Linked DNA regions of Homo sapiens: region 1 is linked to region 2. Evidence: chromatin loops called from intact Hi-C (ENCODE). Cell type or tissue: gastrocnemius medialis. All regions are shown on one strand. Each heading gives the region's core, and the rest is flanking DNA. Links, peaks and the distances in the headings are about the cores only. Region 1 overlaps TNIK (TRAF2 and NCK interacting kinase). Region 2 overlaps TNIK (TRAF2 and NCK interacting kinase).

Evidence for each region. A loop is a pair of places that touch in the nucleus more often than their neighbours do. Peaks named below come from ENCODE experiments on the same cell type or tissue, not always from the same donor. Only the 100,000 strongest peaks of a DNase experiment are listed, where the experiment ranks them.
Region 1: a loop joins it to region 2, with 10 times the contacts of the local background. A loop is called at or near these places in 3 of 110 quality-filtered maps.

What each region holds. Positions count from the first base shown.
Region 1 is chr3:171,314,939-171,326,412 of GRCh38, forward strand. All of the region lies in intron 2 of TNIK (TRAF2 and NCK interacting kinase), which reads right to left. Among named protein-coding and RNA genes, the nearest start is that of TNIK, 140 kb to the right of the region's middle. RefSeq lists an enhancer at 7,017-11,026. In gastrocnemius medialis, for the core only: no CTCF peak of the experiment used is centred there; DNase peaks (open chromatin) are centred at 6,003 and 9,153; H3K4me3 peaks cover 963 bases; H3K27ac peaks cover 5,487 bases.
Region 2 is chr3:171,252,561-171,264,034 of GRCh38, forward strand. The region is part of intron 2 of TNIK (TRAF2 and NCK interacting kinase); the gene reads right to left. Among named protein-coding and RNA genes, the nearest start is that of MIR569, 150 kb to the left of the region's middle. RefSeq lists enhancers at 3,228-3,277, 4,419-4,468. In gastrocnemius medialis, for the core only: no CTCF peak of the experiment used is centred there; a DNase peak (open chromatin) is centred at 6,031; H3K27ac peaks cover 4,717 bases.

The DNA.
Region 1 (11,474 bases), core at 1,412-9,411, 62 kb after region 2:
TTCCTGAGTGCTAGGGAACTCAATCAACAACTGTAAAATGTTCTGAAAATATAAAATGCAACACAAGATCTAAAAGTCATTAGTAACAACAACCACAAACCCCCCCTCCTGCTTTATCCTGAAGTGAGCCTTTCAACCAGAGGGAAAAACACGAATTGCCTGAGGAAGCAGGGGTAGGAGATGTGAGGACTAAGATTCTGCTTTGAAAGCAGAAAGGGAAGAGTTGCCACCATTTTAACATTTAGTGACTAGCTTATTTATATCCCCCTTGGCCACAGTGACAAAAACACAGCTTTATTTCTAAAGACAACCACACGGGCCATTATTCAGCCAGCCTTCTCAACTGATGATGACGTGAACTGTGAATCCACATTTTTTCCTGTTAATAGACAACTGAAATGGAACAAATATCCTGAACTCACCCTGATCTCTTACCACTGAAGAGAGCAAACACAATACTCTATTCATTCTTTCATCCAAATTCAATCATTGACCCACACATTAGTGCACCATGGTGTTGTGCATTAAATTAGTTCTCATGAACTTCTCTCCAGAAGGGTGTATTAGTTGCCCGGAGCTGCCATAATAAACTACCACAAACTGGGCGGCCTAAAATAACAGAAATGCATTCTCTCACAGTTCTGGAAGTGAGGAGTCTGAAATCCAGGTGTCAAGGTGTCATTGGGAGTTGGTTCTTTCTGGAAGTTCTGAAGAAGAAACAGTTCCATGCCTCCTTCCTAACTTCTTGTGGTTACCAACATTTCTTGACATTCCCTGGCTTACAAACTCATCCCTCCCATCTCTGCTCCCATCTTCACGTGGCATTCCCCACTGTGTCTGTGTCTGTCTTTTCTCCTCTTCTTATTGAACACCAGTCAAACTGGATTAGGACCTACTCTAATCAAGTATGATCCCATCTTAACTTCATTACATCTGCAGAGACCCTATTTCCAAATAAAGTCATATTCACAGGTACTGGGTATTAGGACTTCCTCATATATTCGGGGAGATACAAACTCATGACACAGGGCATTTCACAGTTGTTTTATACTACTGCCTTCTTAACCAAGAAAGAGGCTCTCACTGGCGTCAAGGAGTTTACAGCCTAGAGACAGAGACCCATAAATCTGTCTTCCCCGCTCTTCCCATAGCTGCAGTTTTAGCTTTGTGGGTTTGGTGCTTATCACCTTATCACCCATCTCTGCCAGAAGACTGTAAGCTCCCAGAGCACAGGCAGCATCCATTTTCTGCTTCCCATTACATTCCCATCTTCTTGCACAGTACAAGATAAAGCTTTCAAGAAATAATCGTTGAATGAATGTATGGATAGATGAGTGAATTACCTAGATACAAGCAGAAATGAGAAAAGCCTATACAGGCAATAAAGGTACACACAATAGGCCAACAAGGAGGAATAGAGAGAAAGAAATAATTGATTCTGATTAGTAGGGATATAGAAGGTTTCATGAAAGAGGAGGCATTTGAGCTCAGCCTTGGAGGATCGGTAGGATTTTATAAATGAATAAGGAGTAAAATTTATTCCCTGCTGACCAAACAGTATGAGCAAAGGCCTGCAGACATAAAGTATGGTCTTCGGGAGAACAGTTAATAGCCCAGGCAAGCTGGAGCAAAGAGTATCTAAAGGGATTTAAAAACACTTTGGATGAAAAGGGGAAGAAAGGCAGCTCACAGAGGCCTATAAACTAGGCTATTCTGAGTGCAGTAAGAAGCCACTGAGCTTTGTGGAGAAGGGAAATGATTTGCTCCTACCTGTGCTTCAAAAGGAAAAAATATATAGGAATGGTTCATACATTGATCTTTTGTGTCCTCCTGCCTGAATGATAGTTCTTATATTACTATAAGGAGTATTTGCGTATTTTATATTTACCCATGCAACTACTATTTACTTGATTTGCCTAAGGAACTAAGAACTATATACAAGCGATTACATTTTATAATTACACAATTATATGATATATATCATATAAAATATATAATTATATGATATATATCATATAAAATATATAATTATATGATATATATCATATAAAATATATAATTATATGATATATATCATATAAAATATATAATTATATATCTTTTATAATTAAAAGATCGTATCTGAAAAGTACTTAAATAGGATAATATCACAGGTCCTAAATTTCTTCTCCAGAGAATGACCTGGAGTTTAAGGCCCAGGGGAAGATGATTAACTACCAAAGTAATAACAAGGACTTTCACCTGTAACAAAGCAGTTGTTCCGGGTCAGGCCAGGTTCTTTGGTTTAGGTTTGAGCATGGGAAGTCCACAGACCAAGTATATTAACAATCAAGGTGGTGCAAGACTACCATTTGTTGTTCTCTCCAGGAAGCACCAGGGACTCCATCACTCATCACAGGCATCTGGATAGCAGCCAAGCACCATGATAGTGGGATGTGGGAGAGACACTCCAGCTATCCATGGAGGACTGCTCAATGGCTGAAATGCTGCCAAATGGAGAGACATGTACTATGGTCTTGGTGCCACCAAAAGTCTTCGGTAATAATGCAACTATTCTTAGGAAGAAGTATTCAGTCACTCATCTGTAAAGGGATTCATTATATAGAACTGTTAACCAAGAGAAACAACTACCTCTTTGCCCGCTTAGGCAAATGGGAGACTGGGAATCTGGACAGAGCGTGAGTGAACAGAATGAAGATGACAAGAAAGGGAAAGAAAGCTCTTTTCACCCTTACGAACCCTATAAGTTAGGCCCCAGACTTTCTAGTTTACAGTCATCACTTTGTTATTTAGGTTATAAGACAATAGAGGGGTTAGGATTGTGTTTTTCTGTTCACATTGGTATCCAGGTCCTAGCACGTAGTTGTATCAGACAAATGTGTGCCCAAAAGGAGTGAGCTGCTAGGCAGCGTGTTCCTATTCCATGGCACTTTGAGTATGCTTCTTGGAACTTGAGAATATATTGAAATTGTGCCCATGTGTCTACCTTTCCCATGGGACAGTAACCATCCTAAGGAAAGGAAACGTGTGTGCTTATTACTACTATAGTGCTTGACATTTAGAAAGCATCTAATTCTTAAAGCTCAGGGGGCTCAAATAACTTACATGAAGTTAAATAGCTCATAAACAAGAGGCTTAGATTTGTACTAGGTCTGTCTCCACCCCAACCCTATGCTGCTTCTATACCTCAGTGTAGAAAGAAGGAGAGTCATACTATATAGTTTAGCCTGAACCTGGCCTATAGATTGAAATGTCTCTGGAAACAGGTTTGCTGCTGCTTTCCAGCCTTCTAAATCAGACAGTTGCATAATTATTTAACATGAGTGTTTCAATTATTTAATGCCTGATCAAAACACAGGCGTAACATAATTTAAACACAAGCCAAAGCATATACACCACAAAAAAATACTGAGTCCAAGTAATCATTTTCCAAAACATATTAAGGTTTTTATTTACTAATGGTCTTAAATTTCTGTTTAAAGAGAATAAGCTTGGTTGGCCCTAGAAAATCTTGGAGAAATTCAAAGCAAAATTTCTTAAGTTAATTCTTATTGTATACATAATCTAGCTCTTATAAGGAAATATTGTAAACCTGTTTAAACCTATCCTCCTAAAACCCCTAGACATGTTCTTACTCATAAAAGACAGTAGAATAAATCTTCAAAACCTAATTATTTTAAAACTGAATGCAGTTCTTTACATGGTCTATCGATTTTATCCTTTTGCCAAGATATCAAAATTTTTTTAATTGAAAAAAAGCAACTTTGAAAATGCACTAGGCTTAAACCTCCTTTTATAAACTCTCAAATTAACACATCTTAGTTTAAGCACTAATGAAACACATTTCATTCCAGTGGGATTCCAAAGATTAACAATGTATCAACACATATCCCAATGAGTGCAAAAGAAAATTTATCCTAGACTTAGTATTAAAAATTACATGCCGGCCAGCATGGTGGCTCATACCTGTAATCCCAGTGCTTTGAGAGGCTAAGGTGGGAGGATCACTTGAGGCCAGGAGTTCAAAACCAGCCTGGTCAAAATAGCAAGACCCTGTCTACATAAAACTTAAAATACATAAATAAAAAAAATGTAGCTGGGAAAGATGATTGCACCTATAGTCCTATTTACTTGGGACGCTAAAATGGGAAGATTTCTGGAGCCCGGGATTTCGAAGCTGCCGTGAGCTTTGATCCTGCTACTGTACTCTAGCCTGGGTGACAGAGGAAGACTCTGTCTCAAAATAAAATATAAAATAAAATTTAAAATTACATGCAAAAACACCAGAAATGAAATTCTATCTTGAGAAACGCTTTATCCTTTGTACTTTAGATTTTTTCCAGAATGGGCAACTTTCCATAGTTTTATAGAAAATGTTTATATTGTTGGGCAAAAATTCTGCAGTTAAGTTCTAACCACAGTCTGGAAGGAATTTAGCATGAAGACAAGTTAAAATTACAAAGAGTGTTTTTCCCCTTACTGATAAATTAACAAGTTTAACTACTACGGCTAATAAAACATGCCTTAACCATCCTTCCTTGGTATTTTTTAATAGCTTTGGGAAGATTTGGGGGAAAAAAAAAGAGTTTCAGAGCAACATATTCATTGAGGTTAGCAGGTTGGCTAGGAGGTTAGTTGACCGGGTAACTGGCTGACCCGACAGACAAATTTTAAACATTTATTTTGCATAATTGAAGCAATAAAATGGATTTATGAGCAGTTGATTAGAGAATCAAGTTTGTTAAAATTCCTTTATAGCCTTACGTTTCTCAAGGCATTCAACCAAAAGGAACGAGACCTTTTTAAGGTACCAGAAATTAAGAAGGAAAATGCCCTGAAGAGACTGAGGTATTCTCCAAAAGGTCATAACCTTGTTGTATATCAAATCATTCTAATAGATATTCCAATGTTGCCTTCCAGAAGCATTCATCTGAGAAGACAGGATGTCTTAAGTACCTCCTTACAGGAAGGGTCAGTCTCTAAACACTGAAATTTAGAGCATCAGCCCTCACCCAATCTTGGAGGTTAGCTAAAAGCATCTTGAAGGATGACCCCGAAAGCGTAGGAGAGGAGAGTTTAATCTGTGGCTATTCAATATGCACCTGACTGCTCATGCCTGCAAAATAACCCATTTCTGGAGAAAGTTGTATAGCCTCTTCCATTTGCTCTCTTATAATTGATCAAGCCAGAGGAAAGGGGGTCCTCCATGGTTCTTCTGGACCCTTCCACGTTGGCCTATTATATTTCAGCAGTTTACCTCTTCTTTAATTAGCAGGCATAGCTCAAAGAACATAGACATTTTGATTTAAATTTTCTAATTTAGTACCCATGATGATATTCTAATGTGTCTTGCCCTCTGCCTATAAATTGACTAATAAAATTAAATAAATTGTTACTAGGGGCTTCACTAAAATGGTCTACAAATAAAAGATTACATCCAGAAGATAAAAAGAAAATACACAGGAAAATGACCCAGGAAAAAAGCTGACCTGGTCTGTCAATTTGCTCAGGTTGAAAATATGTGGAAAGAAATGTAATTGTGTTTTATGACACTTAAAGGGAAAAAGTACTTCTGATTTCAGTACTATCTAGAGGATAAAGTCACTACTTGATTCTTTGTTTCTCCAAGGTAAGAGTTTCCCATCATCAAGATGTCTTTCTCAAATACATGATTTATGGAAAAAAACAAAAAATGTTCAATGAGCATCTATGGATTTTGATTCAGAAACAAACAAACTTGCTAAATGGTCTTCTAACAAAATACTAATAATCCCATGTGGGCATACTTCACGCAGAGTAATGCCATTTGGCCCTCATATTTCTTAGAAAGCTTTTGCTGCATTCACATGACTTTCCAAAAGATAGGCAAGCAAAGAGCACTGTAAAGAGGCTGTGTCTGAGAGAAAACACATAGTTGGCTATTAATAGTCCCACTCCTGCTGGCTTGCCTAAACACAGGACTGGCTGTATTTCCCCATCCCAGCATAGAGGAACAATGTTACCCTGCCAATCAAATGCAGCATACTCCAACCTTAGGCCTTTGCAACGAAGCAGGGTGTCGGGTGGAAGACCAGTAGCTCAGAGGCTGTGACATCTGTAACTAGGATAACTCCAATTAAAAGTAGGGGGAAAAAATAATTTTTAAAACCTTATATAGTAATGAACTGGAAGGACGGAGAACAACGATTTCTTTAGCAACAGCTGTGCAGACTGATTTCTTTGAAAATCATGCATATACTTTCAAAAGCACTCAATCACAACTGCTGCCCTAACACTGGCAAATCCAAGAAATTCAAGACATGTAATCAAAAATAGATTTTCCCTTAAATTCCAAGGTCAAAGGCAGCATCTGTTGTTTCAGAGAACAAGAAGGACTTTCTTTTGGCTAATTAACTTATTGCGGTTTTCTAGCAGAAAAAAAAAAGTAAACCAAAATTGTCTAAATGTTTCTTCATCGTCTTAGGTCTTAGGTAATGCAAAACAGAAAACTGTATAAAGAGCATAAACATCCATTGTTTTGATATTTGAGTTGCACAGATAAAAGGCAGGCCACGCTGTAATTTTTAAAGCTGACAGGAAAATTCATTTTTATACCAAGTCCCCCTCATGCCATTTGGCTGTTAAATTATTCAAGGAATTCTCTGCTTATAAAGATTAATAATATCAACCCAAGCCATTTCTGAAAAGTACTTTCACCTCGTGTAGGAGACAGATGGACTACAGGAAAACAGCCTATTATGTTACAGGCAGACAAAAAGATTTCAGATTACCAGATTAACACACCAGGCGGGAAGGGAATGATAGAAAGTAGCGAGATATGAAATAACTGACAAATAGAACCAAATATCCCTCAGAGCCACTATTTTAAAAATAAATATAGTTTGGAGCCCATTGTAATTCAATTTTACCTGTTTCACTCCCAAACCCAGCTAATTAGCATAAATGTCAGTTCCAATTTAACCAAAGACTTTGAAAATCTGGTGGAACCTTATTAAAACACATTGGTATCAGGGGACAAAGACAGCACCTGCTTTCAAGGTCTTTTGTGTTTTAGTCAGAAATGTATTCTAAAACTCTGGGTATATGGGCTGAATCCAGAGTTTAGATTGTGGGATTTTATTGTACATTTGCATTATTTTAAATATCAACATCCCTGGAGAAGCTATTTTTACTCCTACAAAACCTAAACACTTCCTTATTTAGCAATGCTCTCATAGAGAAGGGATTTTCCAAAAGCTGTATTTCACTAAGGGTCAATATGAAAAAATTACAATGTCATTAAAATCACAGATTTTTTGTAGATTCACAGAAGCAGGCTCAGTGTTTTCTTTCAATAAATATCTTTTTTTTAGTTCAATACATTACTAATTAATTTTAATTTCACAAATAGTGAAATTATCTGAGCAAGAATCATTCTCATTTAAAATTGTCAAATAAGTCAGAAAAAGATCAATATCTCCCCTGCTTCAAAAATGACACTCCCAATTTTCACAGGTAACCACTGTTAACATTTAGTAAATACCTTTCAGAACCTTTTACAAGCATATATAAAGTACATCATTTTTGTAGTATAATGTGTTTTCTTTAAAAAAATAACTGGGACCATACTGTATTTTCTACAATTTCCTTTGATCATTCCAAATTGCTATGAAAATATGTCACACGTAACTTGAAAACTTGGTCTACTTCTACCATATACGCACATATGCAGGTAGGCAAACATACAGAAAAACACAAAATGGTGTAAAAATAAGCCACTAAGAAAAGGCTCTATGTCCCTCATTTCAGTGCTCAGGAAAGCTATAAGGCTGATAAAATGAAAGTGCCCCCTTTCCTCACCAAAGCTTTGGCTTTGTTATTAGTGTTTTTTTTGTTGTTGTTATTATTGTTGTTTTCTTTTCTTTTTTTTTTTTTTTTTAAGTGCAAGGTTGTGAAACTCTGCCAAGTGGTTCAAATCAGATCCACTACCTGCTTTTGTATAGCCAGTGAGTTAAGAATTTTTTTACACTGGTAAGTGTTTGGGGAGAAAACGTTTTAAAAGAACAGAATTTCATGATATGGGAAAGTTGTATGAAATTTACATTTTGGTGTCCATAAATGAAGTTTAATTGGAACACAGCCATTCTCATTCCTTTGTGTATTGTCTGTGGCAGCTTTTGTGCTACAAGAGCGGTAGTTGATTAGTTGTGACAAAGACCGTATTTCTAGAAAGATTGAAATATCTACTCTCTAGGCCCTTATCAAAAATGTTTGCCAATATCTGTTTTAGCACATGAAATTTATTTTCCTAACATCTTACTTGCAAAGTCTTTCTTCATATTCCATGTTGACACTCAGTGGGTAAAGATGACAGAAGTATGCTGGGGGGCAGGAGTAGAAAATGGTCCCTTCACATAACCCAACACATAGGTAACTTACGTATGCCCCTCCTAGACCTTCAGAAAACTCTATCAGGCTTAAAAATTACTTGTAATGTATTGCCATAAGAGTGATTTGTGGATTACACCGCATGGATTACGTTGCCCTAGAATCTAATTCATTCATCTATCTGGTGAGCACCTACTGTGTCCGAGGTCAGTGTTGGGCACTGACAATTTCGGGGTCAAGAAAATGGACATCATCTCTGCCCTCCAGAACTCCCACCCCAATATGTTCATTACAATTTCGCGAACCTATGAAAGTACATATCAGGGGAACTAAACACAGTCTGAAGGGTGGATGAGATTAGAGAAGATCTGAAGTAATTTCAGTATCATCAGATTGAAAATTCTTTAAAAATAAACAGTGTGAAGATACTGCACAGGAATCCAAGTGAGAATGACAGAAACTGACACCACCTGACTGTCTCTGTCTTCAAACTCTGCTCTTCATAAGCTATGATCTAGAGCAAAGGGAGCATTTTAGCCTCTGATTAAGATGGTATCTCCTTCCAGTTAATGTCAAATGGTTAGTGCTTGGTACCATCAATAGATTGAGAGTTTAAATTTGATTTTCTTAGTGTTTCTAATCCAACTATTATACCCAAAACCCCTCCACAGAAAACAGAAATGAAACTGCCAATCCCTACAGTAGCTCCAGTAAATATCCATTGGCATTTTAAAAAACAAAACGAAAACACCCTGCCCATGCTGCAATGTAATCCCAGTAGCTACTGGCAGTGACAGCTGGTCATTCCCAAGCAGAACGTCACCCAAATAAAATGTGAAAGAGAGGAGGGAGGAAGGGCAAAACCAAGATTTCAGCAATATTCTGCAATCCAGGAACCTATGGAGCATTTGGGTAAAGCTCTAGTAACTTCAAGGCTCTGTGCTTTTAAGGCTTGAATTCTTTTGAGTAACTGAACTCTGTGAGGACATTTAAATTGGGTCAGAGTCTCTCACTCTTACAGGCTTCCTTGGTATCCGATGTTCCTGTTGACTTCATAGAGAACTAAACAAGCATAAAAGGTCTCTAGAGAGAAGCAGCAACTGGAATCTAGGACAGAAAGAACAAAATGACTTTACATGGCTGCTACTAGGTTTCTGTTATTTTCATACAAATGGCTGAGTGAGCCCTGTTGTATCTGACACTATCTGCACTGGTTTCTCATTAGAACCTGAGCTGGCGAGGGTCAGGTGTTCTTGTTCATCTAATTGTTGGTAATTAGATGGGCCACCCTTACCTACACAAAGAACTCTGAGAACTAAAAAGGTTCTATTATTCACCAAATACAAAAAACCATAGAAGAGGACTGCAGGTAGCTAAGCTTTCGAAAATGTCAGTTTTGTTGTTATTGTTGTTGTTTTTTACCCACACATATCCAAATATCATCTAGCTCCAAAAGGAAAGATTTACGTAGTCGTCAGAAAGAGACCAGTTTGTTAAAGAGAAGAACTCAGGGCCGGGCGCGGTGGCTCACGCCTGTAATCCCAGCACTTTGAGAGGCCAAGGCGGGCGGATCACGAGGTCAGGAGATCGAGACCATCCTGGCTAACATGGTGAAACCCCGTCTCTACTAAAAAAAATACAAACAATTAGCTGGGTATGCTGGCGGGTGCCTGTAGTCCCAGCTACTCGGGAGGCTGAGGCAGGAGAATGGCGTGAATCCAGGAGGCGGAGCTTGCAATGAGCTGAGATGGCGCCACTGCACTTCAGCCTGGGCAACAGAGCCAGACTGTCTCAAAATAAATAAATAAATAAATAAATAAAACAAAAGAGAAGAACTCAGATTGGCTGGTGCTGTTTCTAACAGGAAAGCCTTTCTCTCTGCAAACAGGACAGAGACCAGGAAGACAAACACCAACAGAGGAGAAAGGAGAGGACATCCAAAAGTGGAGTGGCAATTATAAAGTAATGATGGTTTTATAAACAGAGACCAAAGGCAAAATGCCTTTGCTGACTAGTGGCTACGTCTAGGGATTAAGAAGCTCTGGACATCTGAGTAGCCTCCAAATATCCCTTTGCCATAGTCACATGAGTTGTGGCTAATAAGAACTAATTAACAAGTAAAACTTCAGGAAACACAATTAAATTTTAGATAAAGTTAGTATGTCCTGTAACTATTATGTAATATGGAACATACTTATAATGAGTATAATTATCTGTTATCTGAAATTCAAATGTTCATTCTTAATTCTAAATTCAACTTAATAAAATATTACATACTTTTAGTTATGGAACACACTTATCCTTAAATGTTATTGTTTATCTGAAATTTAAATTTCATTGAGGGTGTTGTATTTTATCTGGCAACTTTAATTGTGGCCAGTACAAACAGCCAAGGTCAGTAAACTATCAAGAATTTCGGGGAGCCGATAACAGTTTTCTGATATGCCAGAGGACCACTCTGGAAAGGGTTTATTTGGGGATTTGATTCATTAATTGATGTTTGCACAAGGGCTAGGAGGTACATAGTACTCGGGGGAACCTGCTTCTACCTCTTGAATGAAAAAGAGACAAACTTTGCTGACATCAGGGACTTTTGTCAGAAAACAAGTCCCAGAGCCCTTGCAGAATTGTGCCCACTCTTCTCGAGCCTCATCTGCTCTATCCAGAATTCATAACAACTGAGGTCCATAATGATGCCCTTGGGTCTTCGTGGGTTCAAATTTGTTTAGAAGTGTTCACTAAGACAGCATGTTATGTGGCAGGGAAGAGGAGAATTGGAAATGTTTCCAATATCAAGATTATATATTTCAAGCCCCTAAAAATTACCCCACCCAGAACCTTGAATAGAAAAAGAGGAAAGTTACCAAAAGTGATCAGTAAAACCAAGAGGAAAACTACAAAGGCATTGAATCAACCATTGGTTTTAAATGTTTTTAAAATTTGTTAGTGTATTTCTTTGGCTTTATTATGTAGTATATACAAAAATAATTGTTAATCTTTGAATTGCCTTTATCTTTCAAGATACTGATTCTCGTTACAGAGTATTATAGACAGACACACAAAAGCAGCAGCCATTTAACCTAAAACGACAGAAGCGTATATAACAA
Region 2 (11,474 bases), core at 2,034-10,033:
TATCTCTGCATTGTTCTCCCAGCTTAGAAGGTAAAATACTGAAGCAAACATGTGGCCTACCAGTGGGAATTAAATTAGAGCGATATTTTACATCATTGCATAGCATTGGTTCTTTGACATTCACAATGTTAACTTTGATATAAGAAATCAGCTAGGTTAGTTTTATCTGTTTATCTGGGAGAAACTTAATCTGGGTTTTGTAAGAAAATCATGGGGTAGTGGAATGGGGAGAGCACTCGGTTCCTGGTGACACCATCTAAATCTTGAAGAACATAAAAATAAACAGCTAGGATTTCACCATGTAAGACAGGAAAAATGGGCACTTCAGAAAATTTAAATGGAGTAGGGGTGTAGAGAAGCATTTCATGTTTTAGAATGCATAGTTTTTTGGGGCCGAAGGAAACCACTCTTAGTCAACTTTAAGAAATAACTAGGGCCGGGCACAGTGGCTCGTGCCTGTAATTCCAGCCCTTTGGGAGGCCGAGGCGAGTGGATCACGAGGTCAGGAGTTCGAGACCATCCTGGCCAACACGGTGAAACCTCGTCTTTACTAAAGGTACCAAAAAAAAAAAAATTAGCCGGGCGTGGTGGCAGGTGCCTATAGTCCCAGCTGCTTGGGAGGTTGAGGCAGGAGAATGGCGTGAACCCAGGAGGCGGAACTTGCAGTGAGCCGAGATCACACCACTGCACTCCAGCCTGGGCAACAAAGCAAGACTGTCTCAAAAAAAAAAAAAAGAAATAACTAAAGTATCTGGGAATATTAAACCATGACTTCAAAGCTGTCCCTCTTGCAGCCTCAGTGAGGTGCGAAAGGTCTCTGATTTCAGGCACCCCTCACTCTGGCTTAATTCTTTCACTCTCACATATGGTTGTCTGATAAATCCAGCTAAAAGCAAAACCTGTGATGAGGTCTCAACTTGCTCCTCTGCCTCCCAACCCTCCCTTTAAGCTTGTGACCAAATTGCTGAATTCACCTCCTTTCTCATAGATCTGCCTGAAAAAAAAAAGAAAAGAAATCAGAAGACAGGTCCCCCCCCCACCCCACCCCCAGTTATCTCAAATGTCACGGCTAGGAAGTTTAGGCTGCATGGACCATCAAGACCCTACAATAAATTGAAGTAACAAACATATTACCTTCTCCCGAATCCTCTCTGAACAGATCACCGTTTCTCTACCCTCCCCAAGGGAAACTCTGATCAAACAAATCTAGCCACTCTTTCCCTTAAAGAGCAAAACTCACAAAATTAAGTTAAAAATTCATTCTTGAAGGTTGGAAAACAGCAGGAAATGTCTTTATTCTACATATTAAAACTTCCAGAGAAATCAATAAAACAAAGAATGTAACTAGCTGTCCTTCAAGAGTTTAAATAAAAACACACAACTAGCAAAATTATGAAGTGTGTCTTTCAGGATCCATTTTTCTGGACATGACTCAGACAACCAGCCATTTAAAGCCCTCTTTACATTTAGTGTTTTTAATATCTGCTCTTAAATTCTTAATTCATCCCAAAGTGCAAATGATTAATATTAAATTTCCTTTTTTCTTAAGAATGTTTATTTTAGCAAGAAAATAGTAACTTCCAGTACTTGTGGAACAACAGAACAAAGACCTTCCATACCTCATTTATATTGATCTTAATGTAGCGTGTCTATTACTAAAGACATTTTACAGAATAAAACCCCAAATAGTCTTAAAAAGATAATTTGATTTTCTTAAGGACCATTCTCCAAATTCTTCGGACCCCAAAGACCACACCACACTCTTCCTCTATCAGGCTGCTACAAGATGAAGGAATGATCAACTAATTTACAGAATTTTAGGCTTTACCTAGAGCAGTGGAGAATGCAGTTTTTAGAGTTTTAATATTTGCTCACCCTTCCCCATATAAAGCAGAGTCTCAAATATAAACCCAGATTTCCTGCCTGCAACTGTAAATTCAGTTTCTGGATATACATCACCAAGATAAACTGTTAGATACAAGCATCACCCAGATGTTTTGTAGTATTCATATTAATAATCCTATAAGCCTCTCTTTGGGGCAGAAAACAATGATCATTACTGATCCAATTTCCATTACTGGATGAAGACTCCCAACTACTAATACAGATACATGTGTCTATCCCTCCCTTTACAGCTAACATATAAGGGCTAAATGGAAATCCTAGTAGTACAGCATTTATCTATCATTTTGCAATAATCTGTGGGCAGATAACACAATAGCGACTCGTTCCTTTAATTCAATTTCATAATCAGAAGTGATATGCAAAATATAAGTACAGAAAAGCTATTTTCAGAAAATATGATCTGATTTTTCACAGTTTTTGAATAAGCAAGATAAACGTTATAATTTGGAGTATGGTAATGGCTTTGGGAATTGTGTTCTGAGAAGTAAAATAAAAAGGGATTTAGCATGTAGATTAATCATATGGCTTTTCCAAAGATTCAAAATTTTGAGAAAGCCATTTTTAACATATCTGAAAATCACTTAGAATTTTCAGTGCCATCCTAGCCTCTTCCTCTAATTTTGGTTCATAACCACATCTTATTTTGCTGGATTGCAATGGACTTTGAGGTTGCAATATGTTTTATCTGATGCTGATTCAATTTAGACAATAAAGGATTGAAGTTCTTGAAAGAAACATCTGGCCAACAAAACCTGATATGAGCAGAGAAACTATTAATCATTACTTTAGGTTATGGAAAATCCCACATTCAAATGAACCAAAAAGATTCTTGAAAATCTATCCCTCTACTCCCCATGAGGAAACAGTAGATTTTTCTAAAGCTCCCTGGGTGACAAATGCTGTCTGGTTACAACCATCTTAGCTAGAGCTAAGATGGTTTCAGAATCAAACTACAAATCATTTTGAAAGTTTCCTGTTTTGCAAACTCCGGATATAAGCTAAAGCGATTTTTCTATTCACTACCTAGACATCACCTGCTCATCAACAGATTTTAAAGCATCTTGCAGAGGCAAATTTCCAAAAAAGGTAGCCTAAGTACTTATCCACTATACCACCTCTTCAAAAGCAGCAGAGAATAAATACAAAGTTGTCTGATTAGTCAGTAAACAAAATGAATTCAAGCTGAGGTGCCTGAACACGGGCAAAGGAATGTTTTGTGCCACAGGCCCAAAAGAACAAAGCTCATTTTGTTGCACATTATCAGGTGTCATGGTTCATATCCTGGAGTGCCTTTAGAGACCCCAGGTGTGGCTGCTGCTCAGTGTTTCAGAAACATTCTTCTGTTTGGAAGGACATTGAAGAGCCGTAAATGCCACAACAGTTTCTCTACTTTCTAGGCCCTCTATGGTTTTGAAATTCATCCCATCTCCTTGGATTTATATTGATTGTGGGTATGGCTTAGTGGTGATGGGGGAAGGGGTCTAGTTCTCCAGGAGGAACTCAAAGGAAGGCAGTTGTATAGAACCACAGAAACATATAGAATTATAGAATAAAGTATTCTGAGCAGCTAATAAGACGACCATTTACTACTTTGCCACACAGAGGGAAAAGAAGGAAAACAGCTCCCAACAAGGAAAAAAAAAATAAGTACCCAATGGTCCTCTTCCCTCTTTTGAGCATGGCTGTTGTTTCGGGGTTTTTCCAAGCCTTGTTTTTTTTCATCAATTATTTTCTTTGATGCCTACTTCACTATGCATGGGAACAGAAAGCAAACTATTAGAAATTTTCACACTGCCAGAAGTTCAACAAATGAGTCTACAATTCCCAAGGCCCAGGGCCTAGAGAAATACCAGCTGAAATTAAAATAAGGAGAAAGAGAATCGATAAAGAGGTTAATTAGCTTATGTGGTACAGTCGAGGGAGGCAGAGCATTTTGCTGGGAAATAGCCAGGATGTCCCAATGGGGAGATGCAATCTTCTTAACCAAACGAGATGCCTGGGGAACTCTTTTCTCCAATACTTCATGAACACTAAAAAACAAAGCCACAGATACAAAGGACAGAGTGCTGGCCATGAAGAATCATGGGGAGCTACTTCATAAACACTTTAGGAAATACTGTTTTGCCCTCCAGCCAATTTCCTCTAAGCTTCAAGGTCAGAAAGAACTTTACAAAGGGTGACTAGCTGAGGAGTCATCCAATTTACTTCCTACTGACCCAAAAGAGAAGCCATTTATTACCACTGGCAGGAATGGATGAATTCTGACCATCCCCATTCTGACTTGGGAGTTTCTTTTTGACTGCAGTAGGGTATTTGAGTTTGAGGCCAGGGATCAAAATAAACTGAATGCTCACTCAGGACAGAAGAGTAACACTGGCCCCCCATGAAGAGAGTCCTCTGCACTTCCCCAGGGGTGAGTGTGTGACTGTATATTTTCAGTTTGGTATAAAAACATCAGGAGCAGAATAACTCACCTGCTGAGAGACAGGTCTACTTCCCTAGGTCTGAACATCCTTTCCATCTTTCTTTAAACTTAAAAAGCACCTATTAAGAACTGTTTACTCTGGTTTTAAAGTGGAACTGACATGACAAGCGGCTGCACAGAAACAGGCCGAGAGAGGAACAATGAAGTCATGAAGGAGGCAGCCCTGGGCCCATTTCATCTCAAAAGAAGACTGCTCACCACTGTATGCTACTCTGCCAAGGTCCTAGAGACTTAGAAGAAGCAAGGAACCATGCTGTAGAACCAGGGCAGGCGGTACTCTAGAACTGGGAATTCATTTTCCACAGGCTTAATGTAAAAAGAGGTTTAAATGATTCCATGTAACTGGCCATCATGGCAGCATGCAAATTTACTTAGCATTACAGGAGTCCAAATTTCAGCTCTAACCCTACCAGACATGTGACCCTGACACTTTAACCACTCTCAGCTTCAGTCACCTCATCTGAGAATAACATCTCCCCATCTCAGATAGGAACTGGGACAGAGTCTTTGTGAAATACAAAGCAGATGTTCATGACATAATAACTATTGCTGTTGCTGTAGACCTTGTTTGATAGTATTTATGCTCATCACAGCACTCTGTCCTTGTGATCTGGCTTCTCAGAATGGAAAACAACATTCTAACGTCAATAAAAGCATGAAGAACATGTCAGGTACTTGAGAACCCATGCCACTTTCAAAGCCTAGCTGGGGTTCCCACCAGCAACAAAGAGCCAAAAGCACTGTCCGCCAAGATCCCCTTCTCTTGGGACATCAACACCCCATTCATCTTTGCCATAAACTAAGCCACACTTGATGTGACTTTCTGGAGAGCAGGCTACTTTTTCATCCCAGCTCAGATTCTGATGGCATTACACTGCCCGTGGGGATGGAATTCCACACATGCGGACAGAGACACAGCTTCTCAAAATCCCTCAATATCAAACTGCTGTTGAGATTCTGATTTCATTGCTGATGAATCTCATTCCTGAGGTACAAGTCACAGAGCCTTTTATGGTTCCTGCATTTGGAGATTGTCCCTAGCCACTACAGACAAACACATCATCTTGTGCTTAGAGACTGGTGCTTTTGTCCCTCATCTTCATTTTTCCACCACAGTGATGATGGATGCCCTGCGATCTCATGAAGAATAATGACAGCAAAATGAAAAGCGTATGTGTCATCTCTGGGAAGACACGTGGGCAGTAAAATATAGCTGTACCAAGGCTTTGTGGCCATAACTCCTAATATCTCTGTGCAATTGGAAATGATTTTTAAAAACCTTTATGATTAATATTTTATCTAGAACTCCTACCACTGTGGAGGAATAGAACAAAGAAAATGCACATCACAAAGGGCCTTCAGCATCAATAAGTAAGAAATCTTTAAAGAGCTACACTATCTCACTAATGATTTCCCTACTGACCTGAATCAACTTTCAGAGAGAAAATGCAAGTAATAAAGGCCTAGGAGATGGGAGGATGACTCATTTGTTTCTTCTTCTAGCTGTTTTCTAATTCCCCTCACCTTTTTCCAATGCCCCATGTCAATCAAAGAAAGGAATGCCAACAGGCTCTCCTCACAACTGCCTGTAGCAACTACATAAGGAACCCACGAGACCAGTAAAGAAAAGCCAAGTCCAGACTCCTCTTGGTCAGGGTCAGCCAAGTTTCAACTTAAAATAGATAAAAAGGAAGCTCTTCCAAGTCAGGCCCAATTTAGGACTTCGCTCCATTTCTTCCAGGGACACCATGCCAGGACCTGCCCTCCTTCTGCCCACTCCACCTGGTTCCCATAATTTTTCTTCCTGTTCACTTGACCCTCTAAGAAACTCTGGAAGTGGGGTTTATCCTATTGGTGAAGTATCAGCTAAGACAATTCAATGATGATAATCTCATTATAATCCCAGTAACCAATTTAATTAATTTACTCCTTGGACTGCTCAGAAGTTCAGTCTCTCTCATGTACACACATAAAATAATCAGACACATGTGCGCGCACACACACGCAAACACGCCACTGAAATTTGACTTCTCCTTACAAATATTCATGGGTCTATCAACCTTGTAGTGTGCTGTAATAATCTACATTTTGTGATTTTCCTGTGCACAGCTTACATCCCACAAAGTCAAGGACAGTGTGTTTTATATAAGAGAGAGAGAGAGCATGCACACGAGAGAGAGAGAGTGTATGTGTGTGTGTATATGGCACATAGTGTGTACTTTATAAATGTTGGGGGAATAAATCTCAAACCTGGACTTTACATTCAGGCAGAGTGTTGACAAAAAGTTGGAAGGACAGACCTAATATTTAAACATAACCTTTAACCAGAAGGCAGCCACATGAATCTTTCAAGAGTCGCCATTAGGAACGCACCCACGGCTGATGGGATAAGACTCAGGTTTTAGGGTTAAGTAAGAGTCAGCAGTTGTCTATTGGCAATTGATAACTATTCCTGAACACTCTGCCTGGTGGCCTAGAAGCTGACCCCTCACAGGAGTCCAGTCAGGACCACTGAAGATATGAGGAGCCTCTAACACTAAGCCCTTGAACAAAGAAGGTGGAAAGGATTCCAGTGCCTTACATTTTGCTTCACCCTCACGTTGGAAAGACCTTAACACTCACAAATGGAAAGAAATAACCCAATAGATTACTATACAAAAAGAGGGAGGAGAAAACAAATTGCCTGGCTAATCTCATGGCCAACGGTAAAGAATTAATAGAAATTAAGGCAAAAAACTGGAAAGTGGTATCCACAACTGAAAAGCACAACCTCTTAATAAGCCAGGCACCCTTTATAATATCATGGAATCATAATTCTGAACTCTGTCATTGTCTGTTTCATTGTCCTTGTCTGTCCCTCACCCAGTGCTCTTCAAGAGATCCATTACATCCCTCTTCTTGCCCTCATTTACTAAAGCCCTCAAGGTATTAATCTGTAGTGCAGAGCTTGGCTGTTGCGTGCCATATAAGAGGATGTGACAATCCTTTGCTTGTCCAACCTTTAGTTAGCCTTCTGAATCTCCTCCTAGGCCCATCTATGCACTTCCTTGTAAAATCCAGTTTTAGCAAAAGAACCCTGCTAAGTCAGTTTAGCTAGAACCACCTATCCTCAATAGCTGATAATCCCTGTTATCTGATTATGTTCCTCATCCTCCACCATGCCCCAGGTGATGTCTGATCACCCGGGCTTGTTTTCAGCAAGAGTCCTGTTAGGTTGCTTAGCCAGAATCCCCCTTAATCCTGAAGTTTCCTCTTAGTAGGTTTCCACCTGCTAACCCCCACACAGCACCTAGGCTATAAATTCCCACTTGCTCAAGCTGTATTCAAAATTGAGGCCATTATTTCTCTCCCGCTGCAAGATGCTATTGCAATGGTTCCTGTGCCTCTCCCAATGACCTTGAATAAAGTCTGCCTTACTGTGCTTTTCCCAGTGTCACTGAATAACTTTTTTCCCTAACAGATGAAAACCTGGGGAAATGGCATCCCTTCCCATCCCCACCTCCTCCCCAAGAGACACACACATTTTAATGAAAGCATTAATTTCCAAGAGGGGAAGGATGTGTTGATTTGGCCGGGGTGGATGGAGAGAGTGACTAGGGTACAGAGGCTCCCATAATTAATAGCATCTTTGTACTATGAGTTCTGTGGAGCTAAATTGACATGCTCTTGAGAAAACAAGGGGTTTGAGCTCAGCTCACAATGGTGGCTGCACCATCTGGTTTCCAATGAGTTGTTTTTAGCTAAATTTTCAGTTAGGCTCATTAAAACCTAAGACACTTCAGTGTTTAGTTTAAACAAATGGGCTCACACAGCCCATTTTAAAAACTCAATAGAACCTTCCTTTCCTTTAATGGCTAAAATGCTTTACAAAATTCCTTGGGGTCAAATAGGATGTTTTTCCAAAGCTAGTTGTTTAAAGCTATTCCTAAGTAACTTCTCACAAGATAACGAGGGTTATTACCGAAATATTGCAAATTTTATTTTCAAATATTTTCCTAAAGTTTCTCTTATATAAAGGTTTATCTTACATTAGGTATTTTAATAAAAACCTATCACCACTAGCAACAGATTACTTAAAAGCTTATGAGTCACATTTCAAAGAGATTTTGTCGGCTCTCCTTTCTTCCTCTATCAAAAGCCTACTGTGTGGAAGGATTGAGGTCCTCTGCCTGGTCTCCAGCCTCAGCTTTGGTGCCATGCCTCTCCTCCCACCTTCACCCATACAAGGCTACTCTCTTGCCCTTTGTGGCTATAGCATTTCTCCCACCCTTCTATACTATGCCACATCTTTACACCTTTGCTCATGCTGATTGCCTTCCCTTTTTTTGCTTAGTAAACAGACATACATATTTTATGATCCAGCCCAAGCATTACTTTCTGTGTTCAAGTCTTCTTGATATTTCTCCCCAAGCAAAATCGATTGCTTCCTCTTCTCCTTATACATAATTTTAGTCACAACTTCCCACTTACTTATTTGCATGCCTGTCTTCCCTACTAAATGTCAATCTACTTTCAAACAAGAACCCCAGCAGGAATGATAATTCCTGGTAAGTAATCAAGAAATGTTTGTTGGTTGGATGGATGGATGATGGATGGATGGATAAATGAATATCATTTTTGATAAAATCAAGGCAAACAGCCATGTCATAATTCCGAGTGTAAAGAAATCTATTTTAATTTCCTGTCTTCCTGTACAGAGTATGACTTCCTTGTATAAATATGACTCATTCATTCAACAACTGAGCACCCAATCCTATGGGTCATTGCTTCAGGTGGTGTGGCTACAGCAATGGGCGAGGCACCCTCTTCTAATGAAGTTTGAACAAATAAATAAACAAATGCAGACCATTTCAGATAATGATGTGTGTTATTCAGAGAATCAAACAGGAGAGAAAACACAAGGGCTGGATGGTTTGCCGGGAGGAGACACAAAACTTTGGTTTGGGTAGAAAAATCCTCTGTGAAGAGGTGACATTTGAGCTGTTTCCTGGATAACAAGACGCCAGGTTTTATGAACAACTAGGATCAAATATGAATACTATTATTTATAACCTTTTCAATCCTAACCCAGCAGCGGGGTCAGTGGTTAGCCACTCTGGGGGTCACTGGGAGCAAGATAGTGACAGTGGCCTCACTCTGCTCACCTCTCCAAGGGAGTTTTCACAACTGTGCTGATGAACCATGCTAGAGTGAGGGCAGACTGACCTAGACCTAGAGGCTTACCTTCCCTTCGTTTTGTTTAGAAAAACTGTCTGCTCAGTTTGATTTCACTGACCTTTTTAATAAAACAACCAGATTTAGTGTTTGCCTGTCCTCATGTACCCCTCCCATCACATCACACCCCACCCCACCCCACTCCACCTCCTCTGTGATATCAGCCTGAATGTCATTCTTCATCACTTTCATCTGAAAGTGATTAGATTGACAGAAAGAACAAAAGCTGGTGTTTCACATCTCAATTTGTCTTGTCCCCCAGAGTCCATAAATCAAACAAAAATTCTACACAGCTCCTTAAAATACTCTGAAAGATAAAAGATCAATGTCTGGAAGCAACTTCTTTCAGGCATTCAGAACAGAAGCAACAAGTGAGAAATAAAGCTGCCCATTCCTAATCTTGGAGTAGTTTTTCCTGGCTTCTCAAGAGGAGTGGCATTTGCAAAGCTCTGTGGTTAAAGCACTGTGGAAAGCAGTTGTATTAATATACTTATGAAGAACTGCAAAAAAATGCCAGTTCGTTTTTTACTAAGCAGTCAGTTGCCTACCAGAAAAAATTCTTCCCTTCTTCCTTGATGAGGGAACCTCAATTTTGTTCTAATATCCATGCCTCAATAAAACCACACTATTTCTGGTTTTTGTTTAAATCCTGGTCTATCCTGATAATCCCAGCCCTCTTGCAAGTGACTGGTTTAAGGGGTGGTTGTGACCTGTATGGGTCAATGAAGTAGGAGGCAAAAATCCATTGGAGGTGTCTGGAAAATTTTCCCTTCTGATGAAACACTCATAGAAAGAGACAGCCCTTTTCATAGTGCTGGACATTATCATGCCTGTATCTGACACATAGAACTTATAAAGCCATATTGACTGTCCAGGTAAGCTAGCCTAAAGAGAAGCTAAAAGCCTTCCAACTGAAAACTGCTGTCATCTTGAAAATTCACCAGGCTATTCCCAGCCTTAAAAACAAGCAAGTTGGGATAAACTTGAAGGTCTATTCCAGCTCAAAAAGTATGGGATTCTCACCAAGGCACCTTTTAGTGCTATTTTAGTTAGTAGAGCCAGTGTTGACATATGTGATGCTACTTGTAAAAAAAACTCTGCCAGGTGACCAGAGACTCATAGGGAGTTTTGTTCATAGGAGGATATGAATTGGGATTTGCATGCCCAAAGGCTTTCAAATTTAACTTTTGGAATAAATCAAGAATCAGAGCAGGTTAAGGAAGGGCATTAGGAGAAATAAGACGTTTACACTGACTGTACCAGACTGCAACTCTGTCAACAGAGAGGAACAATTTTGAGAGAAAAAAAGGAGGGGGTTTTCAAATTTCAATGATGTTGCCTTTTAAAAAATCTCCATTTATTCATTTATCCATTTGACACATTTTTATGGAACACCTACAATTTGGTAGGCAATGTCTATATGCAATGATGTATAAAACATACTTTTCCTTTAGGAATTTTTCCTTTAGGAAAAATTCTTTCCTAAAGGAGTGAATAGTAAGTTCAGTGAAGGTCATAGAAAAGTAAAAATATATTACAGTATTTCTGACAAGAGCCATTATTAGAAGAAAGCCCAAAGGAGTATGGGAGGCCAGCCAGGTAAGGGGTGCTTACCCTAGGATGGAGCAAGTGGTGTAGGAAAGGCTTCCTATGGAAGCAACCCTTAAACTGAGACTTGGAGGAGGTTATGGAGGGCAGGGCGGGCAGAGGCCTGGCACACTGGCAGGAACACAAATGTTTTAATAAGGCTGGAGTACTGGGTGTGAGGCAGGGAGCTGTAAAGCTAGAGAGGTAAAAGCTGGGACCAGGTCACCTGAGGCATGCTACGGAGTTTGTGAGATTTTATTTTATATATGTATGTGTGTGTGTG